2 separate regions of the Mus musculus genome follow, and region 2 is linked to region 1. The links are chromatin contacts, found by POLR2A ChIA-PET in ENCODE. All regions are on one chromosome and are shown on one strand. The core of a region is the stretch at or near the end of the contact, and the rest is flanking DNA. Distances in the headings are between cores, read along the strand shown. Region 1 has its middle 40 kb from the start of Gm44851. Region 2 overlaps Crtc3 (CREB regulated transcription coactivator 3).

What was found. ChIA-PET counts read pairs that join two places held with the same protein, here RNA polymerase II (POLR2A).
Region 2: POLR2A ChIA-PET joins it to region 1 with 12 read pairs in Patski. The contact joins two enhancer-like sites. POLR2A ChIA-PET finds 5 or more read pairs at or near these places in 2 of 5 experiments (Patski and embryonic stem cell).

Annotation. Positions count from the first base shown.
Region 1 is chr7:80,441,674-80,447,953 of GRCm38, reverse strand. No RefSeq gene overlaps it. Among named protein-coding and RNA genes, the nearest start is that of Gm44851, 40 kb to the right of the region's middle. RefSeq lists an enhancer at 1,454-2,886. Within about 2 kb of position 2,298, at least 1 of the 3 ENCODE cell types and tissues checked has a DNase peak (open chromatin) inside an H3K27ac peak, as active enhancers do.
Region 2 is chr7:80,639,849-80,645,769 of GRCm38, reverse strand. The region is part of intron 2 of Crtc3 (CREB regulated transcription coactivator 3); the gene reads left to right. Gm15880 (predicted gene 15880) reads right to left here. Exons shown (of 5, transcript NR_040343.1): 5 at 1,386-3,801. Among named protein-coding and RNA genes, the nearest start is that of Gm51450, 5.1 kb to the left of the region's middle. Within about 2 kb of position 4,114, at least 1 of the 3 ENCODE cell types and tissues checked has a DNase peak (open chromatin) inside an H3K27ac peak, as active enhancers do.

The DNA.
Region 1 (6,280 bases), core at 1,049-3,548:
TCAGTGACCTCACAGTGCATTATCATAGAGCGTGTTTGTCCCATGTCAGTGACCTCACAGTGCATTATCATAGAGCGTGTTTGTCCCATGTCAGTGACCTCACAGTGCATTATCATAGAGCGTGTTTGCCCCGTTGAAATTTCACTTTCTGCCCTGAGTTCAAATCACAGACGTCACTGCCTTTACAGTGTTGAGCTAATTAAACTTTTTCTTTATAAGTAACTTGTTCTCAGGTATTTCCATATATATATAAAACAAACGGCAGCAGACGCCCTTCCTCCCGCCCCCCAAATAAAAGGCAGGTTCTGTCACTGGCTCTACTGCTTTGCAGGCGTCTCCCTCTGCTTGTAGATCTAGGTTCTACCCAGTGCCTGAGAATGGGTAGATAAGTGCATGGTGCATGGTGCTTGCTTGATAGGCAGGTGGATGTAAGGAGCTGAGGGCGGGGTCGGTAGGTAGATGGATGGATCATGAATGGGGTTGGGTAATGAGCGAATGGGGAGAATCAGTCAGTGAGGGGCATGTGGGAGGATGAGTGGGAGGATGGATGGATGAATGGATGGGCGGATGAGTGGGGCAAAGAGGTAGCCATGGGAGTGCATGTGGGCTATGAGGAAGACAGATGTGGTGGCATTTACCTAGACTTTCCTCATGGGAGAATAAGATAGGAGGATAGGGACAGGGCCTCGAGTCTATGGACCATGGCATCTCGTAGCCCATGGAAGTGATAGGCCAAGCCACTGTGGCCTGGTGCCAACCTCCCTTCCAAGACAAAGGCAAAGTTTCTTCTGGTTGACCTCATATTCATACAGTTGATGTCATGTAGTTAGCCAGCCCCCCATTTACTGACCTGAAGCTCCATTCGGTATCGTGTGCTTAGTTTTATACAGTCCCCAGCATCTGCTTTCAGCTCCCTTTTCTATCTTATGCACCTGTGGTGTACTTACACGTGGGGGAAGGGGCTTTGTGAGGCCCTCAGGGCCATGGGGAGGATGGGAGTTCAAATCCTGTCTTTGGATGAATCAGCCCTGGGGTGAATATGGACAGCTGCTGAGGTTGTACCTTCCTGAACTTGGGCAAGACATTCTCTCTCCTTTGTAGCTCAGGCTGGCCTCTAGTTGGCAGGCTCAAGTGATATTCCTGCCTTAGTCTCCCAAGCCTGTGGCTAAGGTGTATACTATTAGACCTGGCCCCTCCTCTTTTGTCTTTGGTTTCAGAGCTACAAAAAAAAAAAAAAAAAAAAAAAAAAGACTTTCACCAATTCGGTGACTCACATCTGGAATCCAAGCACTTGAGAAGCTGAGACAGGAGGTTTGCCTGTGAGCTCAAAGCCAGTCTGGAGTTGCTGTGTGTTGTGAGTACCAGGACAGCCTGTGCTACAAAGCGAAACCTCTCAAAACAAACAGCAACAAAGGACTTTATACTCCGTGATAACTGTCACCTGCATCTTCAGTGTTGAAATGCCTGTCCAGTGGCACACAGAGTACTGACCATGGAGTGGAACATCCTTGCACACACGTGACTTCACAAACACATGCTCCTCACAAAGGAGACAGAGGGAGCTCTTAGCCCTTTCAACTCTGAAGTACAGCTTCGGGGTAGGGGGTGGGGGACACTTGAGAGTCTTACCTATCTTAAGCTGGCCTTGAACTTGCCAAAGTAGCCAGAAACAGCAAGTTCCTACTCCTCCTGTCTCCACCTCTCCAGCAGGAGCCTACCACGCCTTTGCCGGTGGCCAGCTTTGTGTGGTGCTGGGCGCCTGGAACTCGGGGCTTTATGCATGCTAGACAAATACTAACAGTTGAGCTACATCCCAGCCTGTTTTGTTTTGTTTTGTTCGTTTAGGCAGCATCTCACTCTGCAGTCCTATCTAGCCCTGAACTCACCATGTAGGCCAGGCTGGCTTTGAATTTGTAGACATCCTCCCTTAACCTCCCACGTGGTGGGATTACAGGCACGAAAGGCAGCACAGAGCACATCTTTTTTTTTCCCCCCCCCCTCTCTTAGTGGTGCTTTGTATGAAAGTCAGAGCCTTACACATGTGAAGCTGGCGCTTGGTTGCTGAGCTCTCTGCCCCCAGCTCCCCACAAAGTACATCTTAAAGAGATTGGTGACAAGGAACAGATCTGCCACTCCCAGCATGCACTTTGCTGAGTGTACTGGAAGCAAAGGAAACTTCTTGAAAGCTGTGGAGGCAAGTGTGAGCTGACATTCCCCAGGCCTTGCCAGCCTGTGGGGTCAAATAAGGGCAGTCATCAGCCAGATCCGCCCGCCCGGGAGCGGAGCTGTCTCCCCGCTGGGCTAGGCAAATGCTGCTTCATGATAAGGTTTGCTGAGGGCTCTTCAGGGGCTGCAGGCACCAACAGGAAACAGAGGCTTTCTACAGAACACGGGGTGTGATATTTGCTTAGAGTTCTCTGCTTAAGGCCTGGCAGGACCAAGTCACCCTGTCTAGGAACACACAACTCGTGGCCCAGGCTCTCCTACCAGTTCTTTCAGTGGAGATGAGTGTTAAGTGGGCTTAGGTTTCTTAGGGTCGAAAGCCAAGTTTACCATTTACTGTGTGAGCTTGAGTACATTGCTTAACTTATCTGTGCCTCCGAGAGATCACAACCGCATACCTTGTAACGAAGATTGCTCTGAGCCTGCCAAGATAATGTGAGCAAATTTCTGGGGTTGAGACCATAGCTGTCAAAGGGACCAGTGTCACCAACAGGTGAAGTAACTGAAGGTCTGGCTAGCTCACTTGCAGGGACATACCTACCTGTCTGAAGCCAGCAGGCTGATCCTTCCTTGGTGGCTAGGCTCTTCCCCACAGCAGGAGAGCACACTGGGAGGGAAGCCCTGGGCAGTGGTGTGTTATAACATTCGTGACTCGAGCTGCCCCAGAGTCTGGTGTGGAGATAAGCCTAGGAAGTGAGGATCTGCCTCATCAAAGACTGTCGAGGACATATTCAGTGTGGCACCGGGCAGTGGGCCAGGGGAGGAAGAGGCACCATACAGTCCTCGCTCAGACATTCACAGCGAGGAGTGGTGGGCCAGCCAGAGTCAGGCGCCTTCTTATCTGCTTTGCTCCCTGAGCGCTCTGCCTCGCTTGCCTCAGCTTCCTCTCTTGAAGATGGAATTCCAAAAGAGGTAATGACTGCCTGTCCTGCCTCCATTATGGCTGGCTGCACTGAAGAACCCAGAAACCCAGGCCTGTGAGTAGTACCTTCAAGGCCAACTCCCCCTGAGAACAAAGCAGACACTGCACTTCCTCCCTGGGTTTCTGGGCCTGATGGGAGCCCAGAACCACAGCCACAGCCAGCACACGGCCCTCTCCCGCCCCAAGCCTGCACTGTCCAGATGTGCTACTGCAGCTTCCTGGAGCGGCGGAGCACTGCACAGCTGGAGCACTGCACAGCTGGAGCTGAGCTTGTGGCTGACGGGCTCCACGTACACGGAGGGACACTGTTAGCAACCCACTTTGGACAGTGCTATACAAGGACAGGTGATGCCAATCCATGGTTGCAAGCCATGGCCCTGGAAGACAGAAACGGGGTACATAAAGAAGAGGGAGAACTTAGCAGACAAAGACCAGAAATGGTCCAGAAAGCAATGGCTTTGCAGCTTCGGGATTGCAGGAAATAACGTCTGGAGTCCAAAGACTGCACTGGTGGGAGGCACTCACGGGAAGCAAGAGTTGGCAAGGCAACTTTGGCGTTTACAGAATGGTACAGTGAGGAGCACTATTCAGATGGCATGTGCCATAGGGCTTAGTCACAGCGTAAGGGCACTGTGCCTTTTCTCCACTGGTTGGGGTCTGGTCTTATGGTCTTTGAGGCTGTCTTAATGTTAAATAAATAAATAAATAAATAAGGTAAGGGGTGGGATCCTGTGGCAAAGCCTTTACTTAGACAAAAATTCTGACAAGGTGGGGATGTTTCAAGCATCATAAATGTGACATTCCCGTGGCGGCCTTTTTGTTTGTTTTTGGGGGGGAGTTTTTTGGTTTGGTTTGGTTTTTGTTTGAGGGGAAGGGGTATTTTGAGACAGGGTCTCCACTACTTGGCTAGCCAGGAACTCATAGGGATCAACCTGCTGAGATGAAAGGCATGAGCCACCACAGCCGGGCTCCTGTGAGCCTTTGTTTGTTTGTTTGTTTGTTTGTTTGTTTGTTTGTTTGTTTTTGGTAAAAAAGACTGACTTCCCTTCCTGTCTACTAAACTTCAGTGTGAGGTTGGTCATCCTGTGGGGCAGATCCACTTTGAGCCCCGCCCTCTCTTGTCTTTGTCCTGGATTCCCTCCTCCCTCCTCAGGCTCTCACATCCCACAGCTGGGGCCTGAAGGTGCTGATCGCTCTCCCCTCTTAGAGCTGAGGCCTCTGAGCAGCTCCCTCTCTCTCTCTCTCTCTCTCTCTCTCTCTCTCTCTCTGTGTGTGTGTGTGTGTGTGTGTGTGTGTGTGTGTGTGTGTGTGTTTAAGTGTGAGTGAGAGGTGGTCAGAACTGGCAGGGCTTTCATTTGTCACCATCAGGTCACCTTTAGGTAGGACAGAATGAGGACAGAGCCAAGAGCTGATAGTACCCAGGACACCTTGGCCCAACTGCTCTGCCCAGCTCTGCCACCCAGTCATGGCCCAGTAGCTTCTAGCCCGGGCAGATATTGGACCCTCCCAGAACCAACCTGTCACTCTCCAGACAGTCCAGACTGTCTACCTTCTCTGTGCCGCTTACACACCTGGGCCACCCACGCAGCTGCTTGGGCCAAGGTCTGCACCAAGCCCTTAGCTGGGAGTCCTGCTGGGGCAGCTGTGGTTGGAGCAGGGGCCAGGACAAGGTGGCCACTCACCTCCCAGGAGGGCTAATTTGGCCATCTTCCCTAGATGACATTTACAACAAAAGAAGAACCATTTCCTCTCTGAGGCCCAGAAATGGGCAGGGGCCTCCTGGTGGCTTAGACAAAGGCCTTTCTGCCCACTGAGGTGGACCACCCAGGTTCTAGGCCATAGACCTGGCGTCTACATTTTTAACTCTTTAACCCTGCTTGTGTGAGACTGGCTCTGTGACCGGAGACAAGTCACTTCCCATCTCAGGGCCTCAGAGGCCTCCTCAATAGAACGGGGGATTGATCCAATCTGCCCACCCGCCTGGGCATTCCAAGGCTGTTGCAGACTAGATGCCGTAAGGACTTACATAAGCAGTTACAATAAGCAGTTGCATGCCTTTATTGACTAGAAGGCAAATACCTTGGACGTAAGTCACCAGCCCTCAGCCCCAGGCCTGAACGCCTCCATCACCTGCATGAGGCCACCATCCAGCCCAGACTCCCATAACACGAAGCTGGAGGGAAGTGAAGCCCTGGTGTACTGTAGGGGGTTGAGACTGGAGAGGCAGGCTGAAGGGGGGAGCTCAGACTCCTGCCCATACTTGACAAAATGAGCAACAGATCACAGGGAGAAGGAACCCATAAAATCCCAGAAGACAGCCTCGGTTGAAATGCCCCAGGGCCTGTTTCCAAGGACACAAGACAGTACTGGTTGAGAGTGGACACTGTCCTGGCTGGGCAGGGTCAGCATGGGGAACAGGGTATTGAAGGGATAACAGGAAGGCAGCATGTGGCTCCAGCCAGGGGTGCCTCAGTCCAGGCCAGCTCTGCTAGCAGTTAGAGCAAAGTCTTGCTATATAGCTCAGGCTAGGCTTAAACTGCTTGCTAATCCTCTGCCTCAGCTTCCTGATGCCGGAATCACAGCCATGAGCTACTATGTCTGGCTTTCACAGTCATGCTGAGAGCCAGATGGGTGGGCTGGCTCCCGTGTCAGCATAAGCAGTGTCTGGAGGGGTTGGCTGACAGTAAGACAGGAGCTTGCATGAGAGCCTCATGGCAAGTGGCGGGCCCCCGGGAGGAGAGAGCAGGTCCAGAAACTTGAAACCATAGCATAATAGCAATGGATTCTGAGAAAAAACAGCAGCTCACAACTAGAATGATGATTCTGAGGAACCTAGCCCCTCAGCCCCAGGGCCACGAGTTCATGAGGAAGACTCAACCACACGCTTCGGTGGAGCATGTGCTAAGCATGTGCCAGGCCTGGGTTTGGCTTACCTGATACACACTACACAATCTAGCCTGGCTTCAAATTCCTGGCAATCCTTGGTGTGTTAGAATAGAGACTGGAGTCTGAACATAGCACACCAGGCCAAAGCAGTTCCACACATAAGAGGTTTTACTGGGACCAAGAGGGGAGAGCGAGAAAGACAAAGGGGAAAAGAAAATAAAGGGTGAAAGTGTCTTTTATCTAGGCTAT
Region 2 (5,921 bases), core at 2,865-5,364, 200 kb before region 1:
TTCACTTAGCATGGCTAACACTTTCACCAGCTGAGCAACAATGTTAGTACATAGCTAATTTATTTTATTTTTAACTATGTGTACTTGTATGTGCCTATGTGTGGTGGCATTGAATGCTAGAAGATGTTATTGGATCTGCTAGAACTGAAGTTACAGGTGATTGTAAGCTGTCTGATGTGAATGCTGGAACCAAACTCAGGTCCTCTGAGAAAAATATGTGATCTTAATTGCTGAGCCATCTTTCTAGCAACCCCTCCCCCCATTTATTTCTTATATAGTTCTTTCTAAGTTTTCTTTTTGTTTTGGTCCATTTCGTAGTTTGCTTTGTATCTGTGTGCTACTGTGGGTTTAAAGTATAGCCTTTGAGTTTAATTTTAGTTTTATGTTTTTAAGTTAAATGAATATATGTCCATATGGTCTGGAGTTAAGGGCATGTGAAAGCAGGTCCAGTCCAGAGTTTCCCTTGAGTCTCTGCTGCAGCTCCTAGGTCCCTTCCCATGGGCAATGAGTGTTTTCACATTTCCTTATTCCTTTAGAGGCATTTTATATATAATGACCAATGGTCCCCTGACTCTGACTCTTTTATCGTCTTTCTTTCGTTTGTTTTTTCTTTCTTTCTCTTTTTGTTTTTTCAAGACACAGTTTCTTTTTGTAGCCTTGGCTGTCCTGGAATTCCTCTGCAGACAACACTGACCCTGAACTCACAGAGGTCCACTTGCCTCTGCCTCCTGAGTACTAGGCTTAAAGGTGTGCACTGCCACTACCACCTGGATTATCTCTAGTTCTTAACCTGACTTTTTTCCACTCAATGTATTAAGTATCATTTTTTTCTAAAGTGTGTTTGATGTGTGAGTCTGTATACATGTGTGTACATGCATGTGTGCATGGATTACGTGTGTGTGTGTGTGTGTGTGTGTGTGTGTGTGTGCGTGCATGTGTGAGTGTGTTCGTGTCTGGATGTGTAGGATGTGCAACCACGTGTATATGGAGATCAGAGGTCACACTCAGGAGTCAGTCTCCACCTTTCTCTTTGAGACAGGGCCTCCTGTTCATGGCTGCATATGCCAGGCTAGCTGGCTCATGGCCCCTAGGGATCCTCTTGTGCCCCACCCTGCCATGTTGCTGTAGGAACACTGGGCTCACAGATGCTTGATACCATGTCCAGTTTCATGGAGGTTCTGGGGCTTTGAACTCAGTTCTTCATACTTGTGCAGCCTGGTGAGCCACCTCCACAGCTCAGCCTACGTTATTTTTTAAGGCAGAGTCTCTCACTGGGGATCCAAATCAGGTTCTTATGCTCAAGTGGCAAACACTTTACCCACTGAGCCATCTCCACAGCCCCTCTTTAAAACAAATCAAATCAAAACAAACCAAAACACAGTCTTCTATTACATGAACATCGCACAATTTATTTTATTATACACATACAGTTTTATACAGACAGGTATAGCTGCAAGAACACTTTCTAGAAGCGAGTTTCTGGAACAGTTGTAATTTTACGTTGTATTTTGTCAGGTCATCCTCTCTAGAATGTCTACCAGTTTATACCCATGTCTGTTCTGTCAGAGAGCCTGGCTACCCAAATCAGGCCCAAGGTTTCGCCAAAATTTGTGATCTTTGCTAATCTTTCTTAAGCTTGTAAAATGCCTGTATGTAGGATGTGTGTCCATGAGAGAGAGAGAGAGAGAGAGAGAGAGAGAGAGAGAGAGAGAGAGAGAGAGATGCTTGTGTGTAGCGATGCTAAGTGTGTGCAGGTGCACAGTTGCATGGAAGCCTAAGGTCACCCGTAGGTGTGGTTTCTCAGGAGCCATCAACCTTGTGTTTTTTAAAAATCTTTTTTTTTTTGAAACATGCACTTGTATGTGTGTGTATTGTGTACGTGCATATGTGTTCAAGTATGTGAGTACAGGTACACCAGTGTGTACTGTATAACAGGGTGAGGTCGGAGACAGCCTTGGAGATCAGTCCTTACCGTGTTTGAGGCAGGGTCTTTGGTTATTTGCAGCTGCGTATACCAGGCCCCCTAGCCCACTGAGCCACCTTGCCAGCCCCTCTGGTTTTGTTCATTTGCCTGTGTGTGTGTGTGTGTGTGTGTGTGTGTGTGTGTGTGTGTGTGTGTGTGTGTGTTTTGAGGCAGGCTCTTTCTCTCTAGAGTGCTAGGCTGGCTAGCCAGCAGATGTCAGGGATCCCCCTGTGTGATTTCCTGAGAGTTGGGGCTGCAGATGCCTACATCATGCCAGCATTGCACGTAGGCGCTGGGGATCTGATCTCTTGTGCTTTGCCCTCTGAGCCATCTCTCCAGATCTTCTGTGTAGTTTTCATTCGCTTTTCTTTTATAAATGCACCTCCCCCCCAACCCCCGCCTGTGGTTTTGTACTATCTTTAGCTGCACGACACATCTTTTACCCTTAATTTTGGTGGTTGAGTTGTTATGTTTTAGAAAATGTGGCCAGTTTTCTGTGATTTGAGTTGCAAGTATTTTCACAGTTTGCTATTTATTAGATTTTTATGATGGGATTTTTTTTCATGCAAATTTAAAAACATGTGGGGTGTGGGACTGTCGCACAGTGGTGCAGTGCTTGAGTTGCAGGCATGGGCCACCCCTGGCTTCCTCTTCGTTGATGTGTCTACCCCTGTACCAGTGCCACACTGTTTGACTAATTACTATAGGTTTATATTACACTTATACATATTGATTTATTTTCATGTGGCTTTTCAGTCCCTAGCTCCCACCCCCAGGCTATTGAATGTTTATTTCCACGATGGTTTTTAAGTTTATCTTATTTTTATTTTAGGCTCATTTGGGGTTTTAGAGGTTTGAATGAGAATGGCCCCCATAGGCTGATGTATTTGAATCCTGGGTCCCCAGTTATTGGAGCAGTTGGAGAGAAGGATTAGATGGCATGGTTTTGTTTAAGGACATTTGCCAATAGGGGCAGACTTGGAGGTTCCAAGAGCCCAGACAATTTACACTTAACTCTCTGCCTCCTACTGTGGCTCTAAATATACTCTTAGTTACTGATCTAGCACCAGGCCTGTCTGCCTGCTGCCGTGCTCCTGGCCAAGATGGGCGTGGAACCGAGCCCTCTGAAACTGAACCACCAGTAAACGCTGTCTTCTTAAGTTGCCTTGGTCTTGGTGTCTTATCACAGCAAGAGAAAAGTAACCAAGACAAAAGTATTTTTAAAAGCAGTGTTGTTAATAACGTTTGCACTGCTAAGCAGTGCCATTAGACTCATGTTTCAGGGGCTTCTTCTGACTGCAGTGTGGAAGCAATGTAGAGGTGACAAGAATAAAGACCAAAAGTCTGTTATAGCTCACCATGGTGTCACACCATGTGGATCCGGTAAGTTTCAGACCAGCCTGGGCTACACAAGTGGGACTTTGACTCAAAACAATCAAAAATAAAACAGCAAATCCCAAGGCTTTTTCAGATACGGAGGGGAAAGTGGATGGAGTTAAGGAGGAAGGGTGTGGGAGACACGGGGTCATCGGGGACACCATAACCAGCATCGCGTATGGCCCAGGGGGAGAGGGGAAAGGGAAAGTGCTCAAGGGGGGCCCCAAACACTGGGCTTAGGCAGCCCCATGGGGCCAGTGCCTGAGGAAGTGCAAAGTGACAAGTTAGTGCCAGGTGAGAGGGTGGCGCACAGTGACCTCCACTGAAGTGCCAGGCACCCAGCCCTTGGGGCGTTGACTGCAGTCGGCAGCTCTGGAGAGATCTGGGCTGTTGGTAGAGTGTGTGACTGACCACTTCCTGGAGAAGTTAGCATTTGAAGGATGGCTCTTGTGTTCAGAAGTCTGCAGAGACAGGAATCATGGAATCATGGAACAGGTTCTAAAATATTACACATAATCCCAGTTTCAGATACTTGAGATATCAGTGACTTAGGTACTGAAAAGTCCATTTGTATTTAGTGACAAGGAAAGGCTGTGGTGCCCTGGGAGTTTCAGTGGAGTGGACAGGGCTGGGAGTTGAGAGCTGAGCAGGGTACTGAGGAGGTGTGGCTGCTCAGACTGCTTGGAGGGAGAATGGTGAATCCTTCTGTCCTGCCCCTCCCCCAGCTTCACGCGTGAGAGCCTTCCTTGGCTGGGCTCATGTGCTCATGGGAAGAGCCAATAGAGGAGAAAGAGGAAGAAGTGTGTGTGTGGGGGGGTGGGGGGTGAGATCCTGGCCCTGTCAAGGGCTTAGAGAAACCGTGGTCTGTGGGGGAAACTACCCCACTGAGGATATGGACAAGTGAAAGATAGCAAAGAAACAGTGTCGCAGTCCCAGCTCTCCAGAGGCTGGAGCAGAAGGATTACTGAAGAAAAAAGAAGACAGGAGGAGGAGCAGCTGTAAACAAAACTGAAGGTGGAATCAGCCCAGGGATTTAGTGAAAGAGTGAGAATGTTTAAAGAGCAAGACCAACAAGGTAGCCCAGCTGTTAAAGGATTGCTGCCATGCCTGATGATTGAGTTCAGTCAGCAGAACACGCATGGTGGAAGGAGAGACCTGAGTCCTGAAAGTGCTCTGACCACTACACGTGGGCTGTGGCATGTGTGCTGCCCTCCACACTACCCTGTCCTACCTTCACATAAAAGTAAATACCTATTTTTAAAAAAGTAACATTAAAAAGCAATTGCTGAGGACATGGACTCAGCTCAGTAGCAGGACCCTGAGTTTAATCCCTAGTATTGAAAAAAAAATTAAAAAATAAAAAGTGGGTTGGAGTAATTCAGTAAACCCAGGAAGACGTGGGTTCAATCCCCGGAACACTCATAAAAGCCAGGTGTGCTGTGCTTGTAATCTGGGCCCTGAAGAGCTGGAGTCACTGGCCAGTCTGCTTAGCAAGTTCCAGAGCAGTGAGAAAGTCTTTCAGAAAAGAGCGGTAATGGACCAGAGGTGCCTCCTCACATGCACACACAGCTGCATCAGTCCATATACATTATAGCCAGCTGTAATGTATACCATGTTACTATCCGTGCTAAAAGAGAAGAGTAGAAGTAAGGTCCGCTCCCACTTGCTGTGCTTACACAGTCGTTCATTGAAGGGCTCATGCAGCCATTACCCTGGCTGTCTATCAGGAAGCAAGAAGGGGAAATGGGATCAGCGGTGTCTCACACTCTCAATCTTTATATTTTTCATTTGTTGAGAGTGTGAATAAATACTTATTTTCTTTTTGAAACAGTGTCTCGTGTAGCTCAGACTGCCTTCAGTTTGCTGTGCAATTGAGGATGACCTTGAACTGTTTTGGGGTCCACCTCCTACCTCTGTGTGCTGGGAGTACAGCTGTGTGACCACCATGCCCTGTTACGGGGTGCTGAGATGGAACCAAGCTTTGTACATGCCAGGCCTGCACTTTACCGCCTGAGCTGTCTTCCCAGCTGTGGACCAGGATTTTCCCAGTTACTCTTGACCCTAAGTGCCCCTGACTTGTCTGTTCAGCAGCTAAGAAACAAACCCTTGCTTTTAGTCTGAGAGAACTTTGCCTTTATTTGACTCTGCCTACTGGGACCAGCATCCTCCGGGAAGCATTTCTGCATCCCTGGGTCAGGGAGGAGGTGTGCATGCCATCTGCTGCACCTGGTCCTCTGCTTCAGCTTCAGCTTCAGCGAATGGGCTTTAAGGTTGGCTTATAGCCCCAGAAAGAAGAGCAAGCCAAGGTTAGCATCCTCATTAAGCTGACACTCACCCTGGCTCTCTCCACAGCCCAGCTATGACACAAACCAGTGACAGTCAGTGCGTCAGCTTGTCACCCCATCACTATTACAAATGATTCCCAGAAACTATAAAACCTCAAATATTCCCCCAAGTAAGCAGAAGTAAGAAACACAGAAAGTCAAAGTGGGGGACAGGGTTCTAGCTTCCTCATTTCATTCCAGTGTTGGAACAAATGGTGAAATGGTTGCACGGATTAGCGCACTTTATATATGTCACA